Linked DNA regions of Homo sapiens: region 2 is linked to region 1. Evidence: read pairs that join two places in POLR2A ChIA-PET (ENCODE). Cell type or tissue: GM12878. All regions are shown on one strand. Each heading gives the region's core, and the rest is flanking DNA. Links, peaks and the distances in the headings are about the cores only. Region 1 overlaps LRP8 (LDL receptor related protein 8). Region 2 holds the start of LINC02812 (long intergenic non-protein coding RNA 2812).

What was found. Peaks named below come from ENCODE experiments on the same cell type or tissue, not always from the same donor. Only the 100,000 strongest peaks of a DNase experiment are listed, where the experiment ranks them.
Region 2: POLR2A ChIA-PET joins it to region 1 with 5 read pairs; 1 of 35 experiments calls an interaction of 5 or more read pairs at or near these places.

What each region holds. Positions count from the first base shown.
Region 1 is chr1:53,293,106-53,298,467 of GRCh38, forward strand. The region is part of intron 2 of LRP8 (LDL receptor related protein 8); the gene reads right to left. It overlaps LOC105378726 (a long non-coding RNA gene), which reads left to right. Exons shown (of 6, transcript XR_007066090.1): 3 at 1-5,362. Among named protein-coding and RNA genes, the nearest start is that of LRP8, 32 kb to the right of the region's middle. RefSeq lists enhancers at 1,446-1,987, 1,988-2,528. In GM12878, for the core only: a CTCF peak has its summit at 3,149; a DNase peak (open chromatin) is centred at 3,164; H3K27ac peaks cover 3,683 bases.
Region 2 is chr1:53,365,736-53,371,097 of GRCh38, forward strand. It overlaps LINC02812 (long intergenic non-protein coding RNA 2812), which reads right to left and starts at 2,414. Exons shown (of 2, transcript XR_001738058.2): 1 at 2,271-2,414; 2 at 1-1,542. In GM12878, for the core only: no CTCF peak of the experiment used is centred there; a DNase peak (open chromatin) is centred at 2,436; H3K4me3 peaks cover 1,044 bases; H3K27ac peaks cover 1,294 bases.

The sequences.
Region 1 (5,362 bases), core at 166-5,165:
CTCTGTTGCTGGGCACAGGACAACCAGATACCCCCCAAAAACCCTGCCCTCCCTGGGATTCTGAAAGCCTGGGGGTGATCTTGTCCTCCTCCATGTGCCAAGCCCTGGCAGGCACTGGGCAAGGAGGCCAGAGCAGCCAAAAACACCACTGCTGTCCCAAAGGGCAGCTTTGAGGTCAGCCCCGCCCAGGAAATGGCAGCTGCAGGGAGAGTGGTGTTTTTGGCAACAGATTCGGTGGTGTTTTTGGGAACAGATTTGTTCACTGGCTGGACCAGCTTGGAGATTTTCCACTCTGGCTCTGGCCTGGCACCTTTCACCCAATATCCCAGTGACTCCTCACAGCTATCTTGGTAGCTGTTGTTATTAATCCCATTGTACAGAAGAGGAAATTAAGGCTTAGAGGTAAGGGTGTTAGGTGGCAGAAGTGTGATTTCAACTGTGTGTGGCAGCTGCCAAAGCTTGATCTCTTTCCACTCAGACCCTCAGCCACCTCAGTGTTACCAGGCTAAGAATGAGGACCCCAGAGAGTCCTCAAATGTACTGAAACATCTCTCAGGTCTCCTGGAATGTGCCCAGAAGTGTGCAGCAGAATAAACCCAGGCCTGGGACGGCTTTTGCTCTGCTAATGGACAGCACTTTCAGGGTGGGGACTAGACTAAAGCACGCTGGAGGGCCCCATTGGAAGTGTGACCATATGGAAGGATCTGGAGTCAGAGTGGAGACTGACTCCTGGCATAGCCACCTCGGGGTGAACCTGGGCAAGTGGGGATGTGGCTTTCCCATGCAGCTTTGTCACAAGGACAAAAGGCAAAAAGACTCTTCTGGGGGATCCTGGTGAACACCCAGTGTCAGGCCGTTCAGTGCAATGAGCCCAATAGTCCCTCGTGAAGAGACCATATCAGCCCTGCCATGAGATGAGGGCTGTGCCGCCATTCTAAGGCTGTCAGAGAAAGCCATGCCAGACCCCTACTCTGCTGGCCTTGGCTCTGGTTCCCAGGGTGATTCCCCAGCTGGGCTCAAGGCCATGGCTCCCTGTTTCCAGGGATTTATGTCCCCCCATGCCAGTCTGCCCCTTGGACAATGCCCACCTCTGTGAGTCCCTCAGCCCAGGAGTGATACATAGTCAACCAGGGTCTGCGACATCATAATCTGGTGCCATGGCAACAGATGGGCTGCCACAAAGGACTAGGGGATTCTAGGGGCAGTGAGGAGGGGCTGACCCCAGGGTAGAGTAGGGGAGAGTGGGAAATCCAGGACAAAGGAAGTGGGAAATGCTATTTATAACAAGAACACGGGCCAAGGAAAGTGCCAGACAGTCCATGGTCTATCAAACTGCGCCCTGCCACTTGTAGGCTATGTGACCTTACACAAGTTACAGGACTCCTGTGAGCCGCACTTTCTTCGTCTGCTTCACGGGACACACAGGGTCATTGTGAGAAGCAAATAAGCTAAGGATGGCCCCAGGGCTTTATGAACTGAGAAGCAAAAAGGTGCAAGTTAGAGGTGTGTGAAGTCACAGCCCTGGCCCCAGCTGCCGTGTGTGTAACACTGGGCCCATCCGTCAAACCTTCTGAGCTTGCCTCCTCCTCATCAGGAAATGGAGGTGTGGCGCTGACTAAGTCTTAAGGCCCTCTCCACACTCAGTGTCTGTGATCCTGTGAAACTGTTAGAATCACTCAGCACTTCTTGGCTTCCCCCGCCTCCAGAGACATCCTTCCCTGAGACAGTATACATCCTTCCCATGCTGCTCCCCACCCACACGCATCGTGGAGCCCCGGTGCAGAGAGAAGGCTCCAAAATAAAGATTAGTCCGGGCTGCCCAGGGGCACTGCTCTGTGCAGCTTCCTCTTGGCAATCCGAATGTCCTGCCGTGTTGGACTCCAGGGTCTTGAGGCCCCCTACGTGGGTCTCCCATGTTACATGCCTGGAAGCCAAGGCCTAGTGAGAAGTGACTGCTCAAAGCCACAGCACATGTCTGTGGGAGGGCTGCACTTGAACCCAGGTAATGACTCCCAATCCCACTTTGTAGCCAGCAAGCCAGGCGAGGGCCACCTGACCTGGCCCAGGGGTCAGGGAAGGCTTCCCAGAGGAGGGGCACTGTGTTCAAGGAAGAGGAGTCAGCCAAGCTGTGGGAGTGAAGAGAGCAGGGAAGAGCATTCCAGGAGGAAGGATAATGGGGCTTAGGGGCATGGAGGAGCGAGCAGAGTGACCATTAGGGGCTGGGGACAAGGCAAGTGGCAAGGGACCTGGAGCTCCACCAGGCCAGGGAACAATTGACCCTGGTGGAGTTGTTCACCAAGTTGTGCACAAAGCTGCCCTGCAGAGGCCCAGCACAGGGGCCTGGCTTTCCTTGAGCTTGCCCAGGGACCCATCCAGCCTCTTGCTAAACACAGGGCTGCTCTCCAGCAGCCAAAAAAACCCAGGGCTCCAGGCTGCCAGAGCTTCCTTTGGGATTTCGTGAGGCCATGCAAGACAGAAAATCGGCCCTTAGCAGAGGAGGGGAGGGGTAGGGGGCAGGACAGAGCCCAGGGGTGGCCATGCACCAGGATATTTGGGATAGACACTTATTATTTTCCCCCTTGGAGATGCATGATGCCCACGGTTTATAAAGGCCCTGGGAAGGACTGCAGTAAAGATATCTGATTGACGGTTTCCTCCAGCCTTCCAAGCTTGTTTAACCAAGGAACTCCTTTTTCAGATGCCACATCTGTTTATTTCCCAAGAAACAAGTGGTCCAATGAACCACACCTAGGAAAACACTGCTGGGGCACAAGCCTCTCATCCTACAGATGATTAGATGAGGTGCAGAGAAGGGAGGGACTAGCCCGTGTTGACACAGCAGCCTGGTAGTTGTACTTAGCCGTCTGTCTCTGGGCCAGCCCCACTAGGCCATAAAAAATAGAACAAAGTGTTCACAGAGCATGGAGCCCAGAGTGAAGCTGCAGGGACCCCACTGGAGACCCCAATCCTCAGAGCAGGGACACGTCTAGAGAAAGGCCCTGGAAAGAACAGAGAGAATTGATACCCAGCCACCTAGGACAGGGAGATGAGGGAGCTGTCAGCCTTACAGGCTCTGACTGATCTCTGGTTTCTGTGGACAGGTCTTGGGCTCTAGAGAATGTTCTCTGAAGGCAGAGCAGCGACCCCTAAGAAAGGTGGATTCCAGCTCAACATTGTTGTTCAGCAAGCTGGGGCAGGTTCTTTCCCCTCCTAGGGCAGTTGAGAGGCTGAGAGCAAAGGTAAAGCCCCTAACTTGGAGAGCTGGGTGCACAGAAGGGACTTGGATGTTCCCACTTCCTCTCCCAGGCCTGGGCCAGCACAGGGTGGCCTGGCTCTGGCCCTAAGGCAGTTGGGCCACTTGTACCCGGGTCGGGGAGATGAAAGGGCTGCTCCCACCAACAGTTACCCTTCGACAGAGCTCGCCATGCCCCAGCGTTGCCAAGACGACCGCTTCCAGCAGAATGCAGATCCGGGGTGGGGGCAGGGGGCGTGCCAGCCCGCCCCTGGCCTACTAACCTGGCAGGCAGATTTAAATGACAGTCCAGGAAGCTACTATTAAACTGTCACCCCAGTCAACAGGATGACAGACCCAGAGTGTTCTCTGGCTGCAGCAACGACAGAGCAGTAATGAGAGGGGGAGGAGACCGTGGCCCAGAGCAACCTGCACCCCACCCGGGGGCCCTGGCCTGACGGCCGTCCCACTACCAGAGCCACCCTCTCAGGCTGTGGCGGGTCCTGGCATGGAGCTGGGGCTCAGCACAGGGCCTGGAAAACTATTTTTAAGCAGAGGAACCCTTTTCCCAAGTGAACCCCCAACATATAAGACAGATTAAAATGGAGCTGCACGGTTGGAAGTGGTGGTGGGGGTGATGCCCAGAGCCCATCGCCAGCAGATCTGGGGTCCAGCAGCACTGGATTCAAATCCTCCATCGCCAGCAGATCTGGGGTCCAGCAGCAATGGATTCAAATCCTAACCCCTCCCTGGACATGTGATGTTCCTAAAGCCCTCAGTTTAAAGATCCCGTGGGTCCATTATAACATTGCAAACAGCTTCCACATGGCTCTGCTTCTGACACTCTAGGGACCTACGGTTCTAAGGCTGTAACACTCTGATTTGCACCCTAAGCCCCTGTGACAAGACTCCATGACAGCTACCGCCAGAGTCGGAGATGTCGATAAGCTGCGGATGGCAGCCTCTGATGCCTTCCCTGAAAGGAACTGTTTATCTGAGTCCAGAAGTCCACATGCGGACAGTCTCTGACTACTCAAGGCTCGGCGGTTCCCAGAAGGCGAACGGTTCCCACAGTGTCCTGACAGTAGGGTGCAGGAGCCAGCACCCGCGTGTGGTGGGCGGGACTCGGTGCGTGGCTTTGTACTGCCCAGCGGGCTCTGGGGCTCAAGCCACCATCATCCATCAGCAGGCGACATCTAAATTCGCCCTCTCCCCCACCTTCCCATCCCACCTGGGGAGACTGAGAAGCTGCAGGTGCTGAGGAGGAGGGAGACACACGAAGGGCTCCAGCCAAAGGATTCACCCCATTCGGAATGAAGAGGCTGCAGCGGAAGGAGCACTTTTTGGTGAGGGCGGCTTTGCTTTCAAATCGGGAAGAGTTTCCCTCAAAATTTTCTGGGTTCTCTCCTCCAACCCATTCCACTAAGGAGTTACACAATTCTAACCAAGCCAGATCCTAAGACCATAAATCTATTTATTTCCCAAGAAACAAGTGGTCCAAACATGAAACAAGTGGTCCACCTTTGCCCCAAAACACCAAGGCATGAAAATGAGGTTGCAAAGATCAGGAGGCCCGAGGAAAGACAAAATGGGAGGCAGCAGCAGGGCCCCCAGCGGTGGAAGGAGTGTCACCCCTTCCCATTCTGGGCCTCAGTTTCCTCAGGTGAACACATCTCTAAGGGCCCCCTCCAGCTGACCTTCTGGATTAGTGACCCCGTCACACGGAGGGGTTGTGGATCTTGGTGCTGTTCCAAGTCCTTCCAAAGAGGTCATCTGGGGCTTCCCACAACCAAGCACCTCCTCCAGGCCCCAGTACATCCCAGCTGCTCTCAGATACTGCCGGACCCTGGCCCCACTGTCACCAAGGGAGGCCCAAGCCCTTGCTGGGGTATGTAGGCCTCCCTGTCACCACAGGGAAGAAGAGCGTCTCCGAGGGACAGACCGACAAAGGCGTCTTCCTGTCCCAGTGATTTGTGGTTGCAGGAGGTATTGAACGAGTGACAGCTGAGGGGCTGGGAGGAGGTGGGTATGGGGGAGAGGTGGGCAGGATGGGATCAGCAGGAGTCCCTGGCTGGCGCCTGCAAAGGGACCAAGCATTACGCAAGGGGTGCTGCTGAGAGCAGGCAGCAC
Region 2 (5,362 bases), core at 139-5,138, 73 kb after region 1:
CTGCCCCGTGAACACTTCCTACTCAAGAACAAACTCCAAGATAAAGGCTTCCTCTAGAGAGCTCTCCTCTTGCCTCTGACCCCAGCCCAGGCTGGCTCGGTGCCCAGTCCCTGGCACCTCCAGAACGGCTTCCCCAGCTTCTCAAGGTTGTGAAGTGGAAACTGGGTGTGGGAGCTATCTTAGTTTCCTGTGACTGCTGTATGGAATTCTCACAGAGTGGCTTCAAAAGCGGCAGAACTCTATTCTCCCAGCGTTGGAGGCCTGAAGCAGAAACAAGGCATTGGCAGGGCCGTGCTGCCTCTGGAGTCTCTGAGGGAGGCTCCCATCTTGCCTCTTCGGCTTCCTTGGCTGTAACCATGTCACTCCCATTTTTACTTCTTCTTTTTTTTTTTTTTTTGAGACAGAGTCTCACTCTGTTGCCCAGGCTGGAGTGCAGTGGTGCAATCTCGGCTCACTGCAACCTCTGCCTCCTGGGTTCAACCAATTCTCCTGCCTCAGCCTCCCGAGTAGCTGGGACTACAGGCGCCCGCCACCACACCCAGATAATTTTTGTATTTTTAGTAGAGAGGGGGTTTCACCATGTTGACCAGGATGGTCTTGATCTCTTGATCTCATGATCCGCCCACCTCAGCCTCCCAAAGTGCTGGGATTACAGACGTAAGCCACTGCGCCTGGCCCTATTTTTGCATCTTTACATCACCTTCTTCTCTAGGTGTGTGTCTCTCCTTCAGCCTCACTCCCCCCGCTTTTTTTTCTTTTTGAAACAGGGTCTTGCTCTGTTGTCCAGGCTGTAGTGCAGTGGCGCAACACTGCTCACTGCAACCTCTGCCTCCCAGACTCAAGCCATCCTCCCATTTCAGCCTCCTGAGTAGCTAGGACTATAGGCATGTGCCACCACGTCTGGCTAGTTCTTTGTGGGGTTTTTTTCTGTTTTTTTTTTTTTTTTTTGTAGAGATGGAGGGTCTCACTACGTTGCCCAGGCCAGTCTTGAACTCCTGGCCTCAAGCTATTCTCCTGCCTTGGCCTCCCAAAGTGCTGGGATGACAGGTGTGAGACACCACACCCAGCCCTGCCTTACTCTTGTAAGGACACTTGCCATTGGATTGAGGGCCCACTTGCATAATACAGGATGATCTCTTCATCTCAAAATCCCTAATGACATCTACAAAGAATTTCTTTCCAAATAAGGCAATATTTACGGGTTCTGGGGCTTAGGACATGGACCTATCCTTTTGGGGCCAGCCATCCAGCCCCCTACAGAGTCCAGTGTGGCTGGTTCCAAAGGTCCCTTCTTGGCTCGCCTTGCAGGCGGGTTCCTCTTCTCCATGGGGTGGTTGGTCCTTGCTCCACATGGAGTTGAGGGGCTTGGGGACTGGCCACTGAAGGCATGCTGCTCACAAAAGCAGTCTGTGGGCACCCTCCCAGACTCAGGATCACCGTGCTGGCTGGAACATAAATGGGCCCTGTTGCAGGCGGGGTTGTCCTGGAACAGATCTTGAGATAGACTTTGACATGGAGGATATTTACTAGAAAAGTCAACACCTGGGGAAGAGATAGGGAGGAAGCAGGATTTGGTAGAGAGAAGGTGAACAGTGACGCAGCTCCAACGGAGTTTCAGCCATCCCTGGAGCCCATGTGGCCCATCTAAATTATCCCATGGGAGGTCAAAATGTCTGCACCTTTACATCGTAGCCATGATCAGTCGCTGGTCAGCCCTTCACGAAACGAGGGCGATGATAGCTCCTAACTCCTAGGTCAGAAGGGTTAAGTGAAATGTCCTGAGCGCTGACAGCTGCCATACACAGCCACCCCTGGAGGGAGTTCTATGGTTATCTTCCCCTTACAGAGGGGAAAAGCCAGCCTCAGAGATGACAAGCAACTTCCCAAGGCCACCCAGCTAGTAATGGCAGAGCCAGGACTTAAACTGAGGTGTGCCTGATGCAGAGCTTGAGTCCCTGAGAGCTGCTGGGGGAACCCAGAAGCCCGGCAGGTGCCTGGCTCCACACCCAGCTCCCTGGCACTCACTTCCCCACACCCCATGCCCTGTGCAGCGTCCTCCCAGTCACTTCCCATCCCCATGCTCCAAGCCCCAGGGCTATCTCCCCAGGGGACCCCATCAGGGGTTGCCTGGCCTCCCTCCCTTCCCCACAACCAGTGATCCAGCCTCCCAGGACCCCTCACAATTCTCCAAGCACGGCCCTCACCTGCCTGCCCCCATGCCCTCTGTCCCCAAGTCCTTTTTCCCCATGCCCTCTTTCCCCTTGTCTTACCTTTTAAAGTGGTACACAGAGGCCTAACTGTCCCAGTCAGATGCAACCTTCTTCACGAAACCCTTTTGACTGGCACTCTCCCTCCCTTCTGTCTCCCAAAAGACTCAATGTCTATCTCAATCACAGCTGAGTTGCCTTGGGTCTGATATGAATCTGCTTCCCCCAACAAACCAAAGCTTCCGGGGAGGGGAGAAAGTACAAGTTAGGAGCTCTCACTCAGCCAGCTGCATGGCCCGAGGCTGGCTGCTTCCTCTTTTCTGAACCTTAGATTGCTTATCTGTAAAATGGAGCTAACAGAGCACATTGCCAGGCACAAAAAAGGTGCTCAGTAAATGCTGTCTCTCAGGCTTTAGCCCGGGTGCAACTTTGTATCTGCCTCCAGGGCTGCAAACACTCCCTGCCCAGCTGTCTCTTTGCTTTTAATTGTCTATTTCCTCCACACTGCCAGTCCTCAGTTTCCCTTCTGTTAAACAGGCTGTCCTAACCATTCCACGCAACGTACCGTGTGGGGACTAGAAGAGGATTAGCCCAGCAGAGGCTTTGTGGGCATGTTGCTTCCTTCTTTTGCCCTTCCAACTGCCTGCCCTTTCCATCCCAGCAATGGATGGGCTGGGAGCCAGCTGGGCCCGGGTGCCTAGGCTCACCATGTGGCATCGGCCTCAGCCATTCCTCCCAGGGCCGCAGCCACTCTTCACCCCTAGGAGAAACTGTGGGGTCCTGGCAGGGGCGGGAGGCGGCTCTAGGGACGCAGCTCTGCCCTTGACTGGGAATGACGCCAAGGCTGCTGCTGCCTGCTGACAGTCTATCCTGCTGCCCAGTCCGCTGGCGGCAGACCCTCTCTCTTCCTCCTCCCACAGTCCCACCCACAGCCTGAGCCCTGGGGTTCAGCCTGCTCAGGTCCACTCTGACGGGGCTAAGCAGAGCTCCCCAGTCCAGGAAGCCCAGACACCATCAGGCTCTGTGGCCCTGGCAAGTCCTGCCAGTGTTTAGGAGGTGACCAGAACCAGTTCTGACAACCCAAGAAGCTGGAGCACAAATACCCCTTCCTGAGCCTGCCACCTGCAGTGTGAAGGGCCCGAGCAGTGACTCTGAAGCCAGCCTTCACCACAATCAGCTGTGTCTCTGGGCAAGTTATCTAATCCTCCGTGCGTCTTTGTCTGTAAAGTGGAGTAACAGTGTCTACCCCGCAGGGCTGGTATGTGGACTAAATGAGGTAATACACAGGTGACTCTCGGGACAACAGAGCCCCTGGGAAGCACTTCATGAGGATTAGCCATTATTATTTCACCTGTGTTCTGCATGTGGAGAGGGCAGCAACTATGGTCCCCACTGGCAGTAAGGCAACTGAGGCCCAGAAAGGGCCCACAATTGTGGCTGGGCCCCACCCCTGGCCTCTTCGTTTCCTAGGCTACCGCAGCATCCACCACACCAGCTCTCTACGTCAAGGTCCTCTGGGGTTCATGAGCACCTCCTGTGTGCCGAGCGCTAGAGGGTCTGGCACCAGCCCAGACTGGACAGCTCTGAGGCCATAGGAGGAGAGCTTGGGCTTCACTGCATGCAGGTGGTTTATGGTAAAGCCACAGGCTGGGTGCAGTGGCTCACGCCTGTAATCCCAGTACTCTGGGAAACCAAGACAAGAGGATCTCTTGAGGCCAGGACTTTGAGGCCAGCCTGGGCAACATAGCAAGACCCCATCTCTATAAACAATAACAAAAAATTAGCTGGGTGTGGTGGTGCTTTCCTGTAGTCCTAGCTACTCGGGAGGCTGGGGCAGGAGTATCATTTGATCCCAGGAGAGACCAGGACATTCAGCCAAGGTCACAGAGCCGACACATGGCAGCCAGGTCTCCAACCTGCCTGGCTTGAGCCCTTTGCCCCACACTGGTTCCCAAACATAAATGTCTCAAGGACACCCAAAACACAGCCCACCAGCTGGCCACCCACTTGCCTTGGGACTTTTAGAAAGAAACCCAAGGCTCAGGTGCCTGTTCCCTACTGAGAATGCCCCTCCCACCATGACTCCTGACCTTAGGCCCTAGGCCCTGCCTTGCCCCTCATAGCCACCAGGCCACCCTGTCACCCACTTTAGTACAAGATAGAATAAGTCTTGGTATCCTCCAAGAGTGCTGCCACTACCAATGATTACAGAGGGGCAGGAACAGAATTTGGGATATTGATTTGGGTTGTTTTTGGGGGGCTGTATTTCTCCTCTTCCTCTTTGAAGCAGGGGCTCTGTTCTCCTGACTTGGGGGGCTGTGGCAGGGCCCCCAGCAGAAGTTTTCTGCTAGACCCTGCCCTTCCTGGTTGGGATTTCTAAGCCACCTTAGGAAAATGACGCTTGTGACGGCAGCCTTCTGAGGAAAGCTCAGGAGGGAGGAGGAAGGAGGCTCCCCTAAGTGAAAAGACAGCAGCCCTCACTTGGGGTGGGGGTCATGTGAGCCCTGAAATAGCAGGCCCTCAGGCAGGCATGGCCACCGAGTTCCAGACCCTCCAGAGACTTGAGGTCTCACAGGGCCCTGGCTGAGGTCTCAGAGCCATGGGTCGTGCCAGCACCAGGGGCTGGCAGTGGGAGGGCTGGGTGGTGACTGGGCCTCCCCTGGGCCTTCACCTGAGACGAAGGGCCCCTCTCTCATCACCTCAGACAGACTGATTCTTAGAAAAAGCAGGACAGACAGCACCACTCACACACCTGGGATGTGGCTCAACCCTGCCCGCTGCCCAGCAGCAGTCAGCTTTACCTCACCTCCCGGGGACTGTGCCGTTACCCTCCAAGGAGGAGCAGCCCCTGCCTGCAACCCCTGCCCACCAGTCATGGGGAAGCGCTGCAGCATCCCACAGGCATGCCTGTGCCCCAGCTATACCCACGCCAGGTGTTGGGAGGCCCAGCTTCTACTTCTGCCCCTCAGGCAACCTGTTTCCTCAGGCAACAACCTCTGCCCCCGTGGGGGTCCTCTACTTCGCACCCACCCCACGCTTCCCCCTGCCGTATCCCACAGGGGGTCCCCCACCCTTCCCTCCACCACCCCATATAGAGGCTCCTCACCCCATTTCCTTGGAGTGTGCACTGCCTACTTTGGGGTGCTCTAGGAGTT